Regions from separate parts of the Homo sapiens genome. Here region 1 is linked to region 2. A link is a loop called in an ENCODE intact Hi-C map of the cell type or tissue named here. Cell type or tissue: HepG2. All regions are shown on one strand. Links, peaks and the distances in the headings refer to the core of each region. The heading gives the core; the rest is flanking DNA.

What was found. Hi-C counts contacts between places; a loop is a spot of excess contacts. Peaks named below come from ENCODE experiments on the same cell type or tissue, not always from the same donor. Only the 100,000 strongest peaks of a DNase experiment are listed, where the experiment ranks them.
Region 1: it touches region 2 in a loop (2.9-fold over the local background); 2 of 110 quality-filtered maps call a loop at or near these places.

Annotation. Positions count from the first base shown.
Region 1 is chr20:8,187,332-8,192,720 of GRCh38, reverse strand. The region is part of intron 2 of PLCB1 (phospholipase C beta 1); the gene reads right to left. Among named protein-coding and RNA genes, the nearest start is that of PLCB1, 58 kb to the right of the region's middle. In HepG2, for the core only: no CTCF peak of the experiment used is centred there; DNase peaks (open chromatin) are centred at 2,000 and 2,480; H3K4me3 peaks cover 1,463 bases.
Region 2 is chr20:8,247,711-8,253,099 of GRCh38, reverse strand. All of the region lies in intron 2 of PLCB1 (phospholipase C beta 1), which reads right to left. PLCB1-IT1 (PLCB1 intronic transcript 1) reads right to left here and starts at 4,396. Exons shown (of 2, transcript NR_046809.1): 1 at 4,310-4,396; 2 at 3,358-3,643. In HepG2, for the core only: no CTCF peak of the experiment used is centred there; a DNase peak (open chromatin) is centred at 2,269; H3K4me3 peaks cover 400 bases.

The DNA.
Region 1 (5,389 bases), core at 85-5,084, 60 kb after region 2:
CTATTTGTCTCTAAGATATCTCCCCATCCCCTGAATCCTTAGATACTTACACTGGTGCCACTTATGTAGCATTTACTCCTTGTAAATGATGTGAGTACAGTGATATGAGTACAGTCTTGCCTCCATAACTGGCTTAGGGATGAGGTACATCCTGCCTCCAGAACTGACTTCAGGTTGCAGATGATGTTGCATTCTTAAAAAAAAAAAAAATCTACCAATGCCTTCAGAGAAGCACTGATGTTAAGATACTCAGGAAGGCTCTCCTCCCACATCGCTAACCAAATCCTCACAGGTGAGTGATATCTGTCCTTTATGTTGTTCTTTAGTGTTCATCTTAGTCCCACCTTTTAGCAGTCTGCAGTTCACCTAGTGAATACGATTTTTTTAAATTAGCTTCTCGGGCAAGAAAATCCATCAGACTTAATACTATTCTTTGAAACACAGGCTGTAAAAACAAACATGAGATAGGTATAAACAGATTATTCTAATGGCAAGCATCTCCCTAAAGTCTTCAGGAAGAGGCTTTTAACCTTGCTAATTATCACTGCAATAGTGCACCATTAGAAAGTCTGAATAAAAGGATGACATTTTTTAAAATCCAAAATTCAAATAGTATGCCTTGTCTATATTACTTATGTTACTATACTGACTCTCTCCTTTAGACATATTTGATCAGCCTTTTATTGTATCCTAACTATATTTATACTGAATTATATACTGAAAACCAGAAATCCAACACACCAAGAGGTCCAGTTATGGCTGAATATTGAAGTCAACCTTCCTTGCATCTTTTATTCAAACCTGCTTTACAAGTGGTATGTGAAAGTTAGGCTTGAGTAAGTGCCAGTAATCATCACCTTTGGAAGTCATTAGGAAAAACAAGACACCTGAGCATTGACTAAAATAGGCAAATGAGTTATTGAATAAGTGACTGACCCTCATCTAATATGTATTTGGATCATCCAGTAATTTCATAATTGAAATTTAGCTTAATACATGACTTAAATAATTAAGTCAGCTTAATTTCCCCTTTACAGAGCATACTAATCTGTCCCAATGCAACTCACACGTTCGCATTTTGGAATAGTAGTCATTCATTTTCATTTTTGTTTCTCTCTATATAACATATTAAAATCATACACCACAACTGGATAGTAGTATGCACCATTATGATTTTGATAATTATGCACTGTGGTCACGTAAAAAATGTTCTTGTTCTTGGAGTATATGCACTGAATTATTTAAGGTGAAGGGCTATCCTGTCTGCAACTTACCGTGAAATGGTTCAGGAAAAAAAAATTAAGTGGATTGATATCTTGGTAGATATAATGAGGTAGCAGATGGAAAAAAATGAGAAACAATCAGTGAATTTGTGTGAAGGATGTATAGTTGTTCATTGTCTTGATCTTACAAATTGTTTGTAAGTTTGAAATTATATCACTACAAAGGATAAATGCTTCAGAGGATGAATACCCAGTTCTCCATGATGTGATCATTACGCATTGTATGCCCGTATCAAAACATGTCATGTACCCCATAAATATATAAACCTACTATGTACCCATAAAAATTAAAAAATAAAAAATAAAAAATAAGAAATTATGTCAAAAGTAAAAGTTACAAAAAAACCATAAAGGTATTCAGCTCAAAATCCTTATGCATGTATATACTCTTCTCTAATGAGGTTGTTTTATCATAACTCGGATTTATTTCAGCCTCTCTAAACTCCTACTACATCTGTTAATCAGCTTTTTCTTGCCAGAATATAATTATTATGAACTTGATTAGCTTACTATGTACTGGCTGACTACAAATAACAAATCAGCCAGCTTCTCCACCGGACCCGGTCATTCACTTGAGAAAGGACATTAAATATTTGAAGCTGCAGAATGACCTTGAGTGAACTGCACCAGTAACAAAACCAGGGCATTTAGAGGAATACGTGAACATCTCCAGGCCTCTAGTTACTTATTAAATGGTTCCCTGGTGACCCACGAGAGTTAATGCTCGCCCTTAAATAGCCAACTTACACTAGCAAGTGGCTTGGGCCCTGAGAATAGAAGGCAATTTAGACCATTATGTATTTCAGAAGTTGCCAGTGGACTTCCCAATGTCCAGCTCACTTTATCTGTAAACACAGCAGCCAGCTGACCTGGAGGCCTGACCATCAAGATAATTGTCTGCAATCTTCACTTTGCTCTGCCATCATAAACACAGAGCTACATGTGGGTATCAAGCCGCTAACTACAAAACATAACTTGTCCCTGATGGAGAATGTTAAGGCATTTCAAACTTTAAAATCACACTAGGGTATTTAGGAAAAATTAGTTTATAAAGAAAGTGTAAAATTGTAAATAATCAAGCAAAAATAACTCTAAATACTTTCAATAGCAAGTACAAAAAGAGATATTAAGAAACTACTTATCCGAGAATTTCAGGTGGTTCGTACATCCTGACTTGCTTAATTATTAACCAGGTTTCACAAAAAGGGCATTAGGAATGTATACCATGAACAAAACACAGGAATGCAGAGCATACTTCTGCAGTACACTGGTATTGCTGTCATCTGCCATTGAATTTAGTTTCTCAAAGAAATTGAATAAGAAATCTGTCTTTAGGTGTTGGTATGGAAGCTATATTTCTCATATATTTATATGTCAGGGGATGGGGTAAAGAAAATCAATGAAGTCATAAGTTTGCCATTAATTCAAGACTTGCTAAGAACATGCTACCTAGTTTTCATATCATAACCTTAAATCTTGGACATTCTATTAAAACTGCACTTCTCTTTCTCCTGCTTTTTCACACTTGTGCATTTTTTTTCCTGGAAAAACATTCCCTTGAAACATGGTAAATGGTTAAGTGTTGAGGTTTCTAAGGGATTCTGAGAATGACAAATATCATACATGGAAAGTTGTCAGTTCTTAAAATTGTCCAAGTTGAAATGGATATACATTTGTTGGATGAATCTCACTGTGAATAATACAACTGTTGAAAATTTGGGTGACTGAAAATTAAAGACATTGTCATATGCACGTTTCTTAAGACAATTTGGATGATAAATGTGTTACAGTTTTGACAAATTTTGTAATTTGATAGAAAATTTGAGTACATTCAACCACAAGTTCATTGTGTTTTCTATGACTAGATAAAAGTGTCGCCGCCTACATTTCAGGTGTAGAAGTGAAAGAGACCCATTTTCCTTGTGTAATATCTTTGTTATTATATAAATTTCATATGGAAATGTCTTATATCTACATGCACAATTAAAATCCTTCCTAATACTAATAAAGGAAACCCTACATCATGTTCATTTAGGCCATATTTTAAAATACATTTTATTGTGCACATTTAAGGTATATAACATGATATTATGTTTTATATATATATATATATTAAAATAGTTACTATAGTCAAACAAATTATCATATCCACTATCTCACATAGTTACCCATCCCCCAACTCTCCAATGGCAAAAGCAGCTATAGCTATTCACTTAGCAAAAATCTCGAACACAATACTTGGAAGCCATTATGCTAAGTGAAATAAGCATAATTTTCTGTGTCTGGCACAGACACAGAAAAAAAAGATTGCATGATTCACTTATATGCGGAATCCTAGAAGGAAACAGTCAAATGTACAGAGATAGAGAATGAAATAGTGGTTATCAGGAGCAGGATAGGCAACATTACTTTTGAATAAATATTACAACTATTCACCTCTTGGGACATTTCTCATTTCAATTTCTAAATCAGTTGCTTTATAGCAATATTTTCCTCTGAAACACTTACAAAATATTTGAATTACCTATCAAATCACAATGTCATCAATCATATACTAATTTTAGCAGTCTGCTACACAATACTGTAAGAATTCTAAGTTTAACTTCTGACATTCTATATCCTGATATATTCAAAGCTGATATGTTAACGTTTGACTCTTTAGCACATTTTATAAGACCCTAACAAAATTGGCTAAGAATAGTTTTGAAAGTGAAAACGTCGCAATACACTTCACTCTTTATATGGCTCAGAGATTACAAACATGGACGAAAATAGACAATTCCCAGGAAGTTTCCAAAAGAACTGTGGAAGTTTATAAATTGATGGCCACTCTTAAGAAAGAATTAGCACATAATAATGTCATAAACATACTTCTGTCTAGCAATCCACATTGCTCCTCTTTTAGTTTCTAATTTTTATAGGAAAATGCATCTCCTCTGCTAATTAGACTTAAACATAAAGCAGGAAAGGCATTTGCACGTAACCAACCCCAATTTTTTTTCTATTTATTTTCTTCTTATGGAAAGCAATCATCATAATTGTGTTCAACTGCATTATTGTTCCCAGTACTTCATCCTTCCCTGTGTCTACTTCCTTTGTAGCCCCTCCCACTAGACCATTTGATGTTGGGCTTGGCCATGTAACTTGCTTTGGCCAAAGGAATGTTAGTGGACAGTACACAAGGAAAGATTTCAAATGTACTTGTGCCATTGGTCTTGCTTTCTTGTATTTTGCCATCTATGAAAAGAAGCTTCTTCACATGGCTGCTGGCTCTTAAACCTGGGCCCCACAACAAACACATGTTGGGAAGACCAGAGCCTCATACACATCCTGAGCCTGGAACAGAAAATGCCTAAGACAAAGCTTGACGTGAAGCTTATGTGAGCCCAGCCTAAATCAGCCAAACCTCAGCCAAGCCACGCATGAGAGAGCTAGAGATAACAACCACTGTTACATGCCACAGAGATTCTGTGGTTGTTGGTTACACAAATAACTGATTCATACAGCAATAAAGTGGTAAGGTTTTATCATATCTAGTTTTAACATACATATATGTACACAGTCACACATAACACCACCACCACCACCACCACCAAATATGTAGTGGTCCTATGCACTCATAGATTCAGTTATCTACTTTTCATGCTTTCTGTATTACTATATGGGGAGTAGGAATTGCTGGCTCTGGTGTCAGGAACTCATCCATCATAAAAATTTATCATTCATAATATCCGTGTGAGAAGCAGAAGGAAAAAATGCCAGCACTCCAACAGCATCCACATTGCAGATCTGGACCTTTTCTACAAGTCTAAGTGCAGAAGAATGGCTGAGGATGAGATCAGCAAGGAAAACTCTAGGAAGTGGAGAGATACCTGCCAGTCACTACTGTTAAAAAATAGACGATGGACCTATAGTGGCAAACTCCATCTTAAAGTATGTGATTCTAAAGAAGAATCTATGAACCAAATTAGAACTGTCATAACAGAAATGGGAGGAGGCACCAGAGTTTAGAACTTTAGATACATGCAAAGGACATGGTGGCTGGTTGGATATTTGATGTGAAGGAGAGGAAGAGCTACAGGTGACTCCTAGTTTTCAATATGGGA
Region 2 (5,389 bases), core at 87-5,086:
GAATATTCTGGAATGCTCAGGTCTGAGGGCTATGAGAACACTCATAGTATTTGCTACAGGAGACCATATTATTGTTAATCCAAACTGGAATACTTCAGAGAGTGAGAATGGGCATTATTAAGAATTTCTACTGAGAAAACAGGCATAAAAAGGGACTGTCCCAGAAAAACCTGAACATGTGGTCACCTAGATATAAGTAAGGCAAAACAAAGCTATAATGGCACCACAGAAACCATTTTAACTCAAGCCTATTGAACTGATGCTAATTATAGCCATGACAGGAAGTCATGGCATAGCTTAATGCTGTTCCCTACATACACATCTCTGTCAAATAGTAAGTGGTCTGGCTAGCGAAATTCTACACTCAGTGCTCTATATACAGCAGGGGTGAGTAAGGGACAGTGGATGGGGAAAGCAAGTGAGAATTCAATTTGCCTTGTGAGCTAATGAGATTTTATTGAAAACAATCTTAGAAACAGTGTGGTCCAGCTGCACTGCTTATGCACGAAGCAACTATTTAATAAAATGGAAATTTTCATCAAAATGTATTCTAATTTATTCTAATGCTATATGAGATCACTGGATTAGAATTAGGCATTACCAATTTATATGACCTACTTTTCATCTTTTTTTTTTCTTCCATTCCAGCATTCTGCAGGGATAAGAGAAAAGTGAAGTATGAAGTTTTCTTGGTGTTAGTGACCCTAAGCAGCTCCAAAACAGGATTCACTGACCTTTAGGCATAGTTTTCACAAGGGAAGTCAGCAGGTTCACATCCAAGAGATTTTGGTGGCTATTCATTACAGTCTAGAAGAGCCATGCTGTCTTTGCATACAGAGACTAGCAGGTGCCTGATGCAAAGCAATGCCCCTTGGGAGTCAAGCTTCACCAAGGACTTCCATGCTTGTTTGGATGGCTGGATCTCGACATTGCCAAGTTGTGTATCCTCCCCTCCTCTGCTTTTCTTTCCTTTCTATCCAGTCTATGATAGATGTACCACTCTAACCTCACTCCCCCATCACTCATACGTCTTACTTCCTATCTTTCATGTATTGAATTTGTGAAGATCTGCTTGAGCCATCAAGTAATAGCATCACCTAGGTCCTTCAGGGCTTCCTACCTTTTCAAAGAGCTTGCAGAGGGCAGCTGTCAGTCTTGACCCACCAATGAGAAAATACTCACACCCAGATTCCTAAGTCCATGGCAAAAAATATCTTTCATCCACGGGCATTCCTAATTCCAGTGGCCTTTAGAGCAGCAAACCAGTGATGTCACCACAAACTTCACCATCAAAAAATCTGTTCCAATTCTGAAGGCTTTTTGGGGAGAGGGACCTAGGAATGTGTCTCACTCGCAACTATGTAATCTGAGTTGTAGGAAAATTCCCTTTTCTATTATCTTAACCATAGCAGATGCCTCCTAAAAGGGGCACATGCCCTTCTAATAACCAGCAGGAAGAAAATATAGGAACCACTTTGAACAGCATATACAGTTTCTTTGTAATCTGACCCTCATCCAACCATGCCTCAGCTGCAGTCACTCCTTGCCTTATACTTCATTCTCCAACAACTCAAAGTCTCTGATAGATTCTGGAAGCTCTGGCAGGTCTTCATGCTTTTGACCATGTTGTTTCCCCTGCTTTGAAAGACCTCTCCTGCTCTTATCCGCCTGGCAAACTCCTCTCTGTGCACCAAGCCTCAGCTCCAAGGCTACTTTCCTTACTCTCCCTAGCAGATATAAAGCTTTTCTCCTTGAGGACTGCACCGTTCTTGGCCTAACCATCATCACTGTTGTTGCTTGAATGTTTGTGTTCCCCCCAAATTCCTATGTTGAAACTTAACTCCCACTGTGATCGTATTAAGAGGTAGGGCCTTTGGGAGGCGATTAAGTCATGAGGACATCCCCTCACAAATGAGGTTAGTGTCCTTACAAAACAGACTTGAGGGAGCCTGTTTGTCCCTTTGCACTTCTGACAAGTGCAGACACAGTTTAAAAGCACTCATCTATGAGAACAGACCACTACCAGACACTGACTCTGCTGGTGCCCTTGATCTTGGACTTCCCAGCTTCTAGAACTGTAAGCAATAAATTCCTAATGTTTATAAATTAACCAGTCTAAGGTATTGTTGTAATAGCAGTCTGAACAGACCAAGACAATCAGAGTACATATCTTATGTCTCCTATGTTGTTTTGTTTGTATCACTCCTGTAAATTCTGTGAATAAAAGGAACTATGTCTTTTCATCTCTGAATCCACAGCAGCTAGCAAAGTCCCTGGCATATTGTTGGGAGCTCAATAAATATTTGTAGACCGACAGCCTCAAAGTAAGATGAAATGCATCATGGCTCTTGCCCCCTGACCTGGCAGCCAGCAATGTCTCTGTTATATTGTTGGGGCTTAATAAATATTTGCTAACTGACAGACAGAAAGGAAGATTAAATGCACTATGAGTAAACTTAAGTTCACTAAAAGTTTAAAATGGAACTTTTGTAGGTATGCTTTATTGATTGTTTTTCCTACTTTATTAGACTGTGGATTAAGGGATTTTTTTTTAAAAGGAAAGGTTAAAAAAGCCACTCAAAGATGGCAAAAGATATGATGAAGGGTATCTAACTCCCAACCACCTTACAGATGCAAAATCATTTGGAGCACAAGGTCACAAAACCCAACAGATTACAAATAATAAAGTAAAATAGATGCGAAAATTGTAACATAGACAATACAGGTATTTATAGTAGCAATCTATGTTATGTGATTATTAAGTGATTTTCTCCTTAATTAACTAACTAAAAATTGAAAAGTATTAAATGGGAAACACTAAAGGAGTAAGATTGCTTTTGCTATGCACCTTGAAAGCATTCTTTTAAGCCTGCATTTCACTTCCCCAATGTCAGATTTTCACAGATATGGGATGGCGCCCATCAGATATAGAAATGATAGGTTTAAGCTTAAATCCCAGTTTTTCAATAACTCCTCGTGTGTTTGATTTTGCAGCTGTGTCAGGGAAAATGTACTCATTCTCAACTAATTCTCCACTAAATGTACTAAGTCAGGAATTGAAGTGAGTTGGCCTGCCTGTTAATACTTTGCACCTAAAACAATGACAGTAAATCTCTGGCAACAGGCTTGAGCCTCAGTTCCTCAGGCTTCTAACCCACCATCCTCATGGTCATAAATTTTGAATGGGTAACATTGGAAGCATGAATAATTAGGGGAGGGCACAGCTAATATGCTCAGTCACATCAGAGAAATGGCACAGTGAGTGATCTGCCAGTAATCAAAAGAAACAAATTGAGACTCAGGGCCTTCTGCTTATGGGGCTCACTGGGGTCACACACAGCGACAGACTGTCTCATCTTTGCTGCTTCAGACAGACAGACACGAAGACATGGCTTTAATGACAGCTCAGATTTCAGAGTGGACGTGACCTAAAATCACCAGGAAGCACAGAGCAAAGGGAAAGTGAGTTGTCCATCTATGATACTTTCTGTCGATCACAATAAGAGTTAAAGGATGCTACATCATTCCAATAGTCTTCATAATTAATTTTGGAATCTTGCCACCATTCATGATTTAAGGGTTCCAGTTCTCATGTAGCTTCAGGCAAAGTTTTCTTTCCAATTACTTCCAATGATGGACAGGCCTTTACCCACACAAGGATAATGTGAGAATGATAACAAGTCATGAATTACCGATGAAGTGTTTTATTAACTTACCTCGAAAATATTTAAAATTGCTTATTAGCAATTTCTAATCTCTCAAGAGACCCCAAAATGAGGCACATTAGAAATAATTACACCTTAAAATAGATCATCTTTTCACAAATATAAATGCCTTTTTAAAGACGTCAAAGACCACTAACAGCGTTTTGGAAATCTTCTATTTAAATAACTCTATTTCTTATGTAAATCGAACACTTGGATTTTTTAAATTACATTTCCTTAGTTAAAAACTACAGTTGACGATTTATGCAACCAAAATATTTCATTTTGATTTTCAGAAATATCCATGCAAGTCTTAGGATTTCATTTCCCCAGAAGAGAATTTCAGAATTCCTTCTAAATTCTGAAATCTCCTGAAACTTCCTTTGCTTTCTTTTTAAGTTGGTCTTTCCTAAAATCTCGAGTTAAAATGAAAAGACCATACCTCTTTAGAAGTAAATCTCTCAGCTTATCCATTCATTTAGGAGGAATAGTCCTATATAGCCTGAAAACTAATCACCAATTATTCCCTTCTACGGGGATAATATTAAAGCTGATTCTTGCATACCACCTTCCTTCACCTACTAATACTCTAATCAAATACTCACAGCCACATTCAGATTGTGAATCTTCTGGCAAAAGATTAACTGGGGAAGGTTGAAGCAGATCTTTTGGGTATTTGGTCTTCAAAGATAGACTCGTTTCTCTGGACTGATACTGCTTTAGTAGCTGCTTACAAAAATAACACATGAATTTTGACCTCAGTAGTAGACCTGCCCTTCCCGTCAGAAGGCCACCATTTTAACAAAAGATGTGTTTTGCTGGTGCCTATAAAACCCAAGAGGACGTAGCAGATACTGCTGCTGCCACCAGAGTTGCCACCTCTGTCCCTTTTGCAGGGTCTGTGCTCCCATTCCCAGCTTTTACATGCTTTATTTCCAACTGCAGCCTTCTTCAGAAGGCTGAGAATGGAAATGGTAATCTGGATGGCAACAGAAGATACTGCTGCAGCAGTATCTGTAGCAGCCTTCTTCAGAAATTTCTCTTTTGCTACTGCAACTGCCCTAACACTATGGAGAGCTGGAAGTGCTTGGGAGGTGATAGCCCACCCAGGAGGGCCCATAGCCAGTGACAGATGGATGAAGGAATGTAAAAGCCAAGCTACCTTGCCTCCAGGCAGGACATACTCTGAGGTGCTATTTATGTTCCAGAGTACTCTATGAGGTCATGAAGAGGCTGGAACTTCACCTGAAATGGAACCCAGATGTGTCTTCTTTCCCTTCCTTGGCCTGCTCCTCTGCCAGTCTCTCCTGAGATGCTTCCCTAATAAATCCCCTGCACATAATCCTCATTTCAAGGTCTGTTTCTGGGGAACACAATCTAGGACAGAGGACTAGTTTATCAGCTGGTCAGCCCCAAGAAAGAGAGGAAGTGAAAGAAGAAGAAGGATAATTTTATACAGCACTTACTCCTTCCAGACCCTGCCCTAGGCATTCTGTATGGATTATCTCATTGGCTCTTACCCAAGGGTAATATAGGTGCAATCTGGACACTTGAAAGAAAACCCTAAAGCTAAGATGAAGAAACACAAGGACGTCTGCACAAGTGGTCCTTTGTCATTTAGTCACCACTCCTGATCTGACTTGAGAGGGTCATTTCCTATGCTGCCCTTGCTTTTGAGAGTAAAA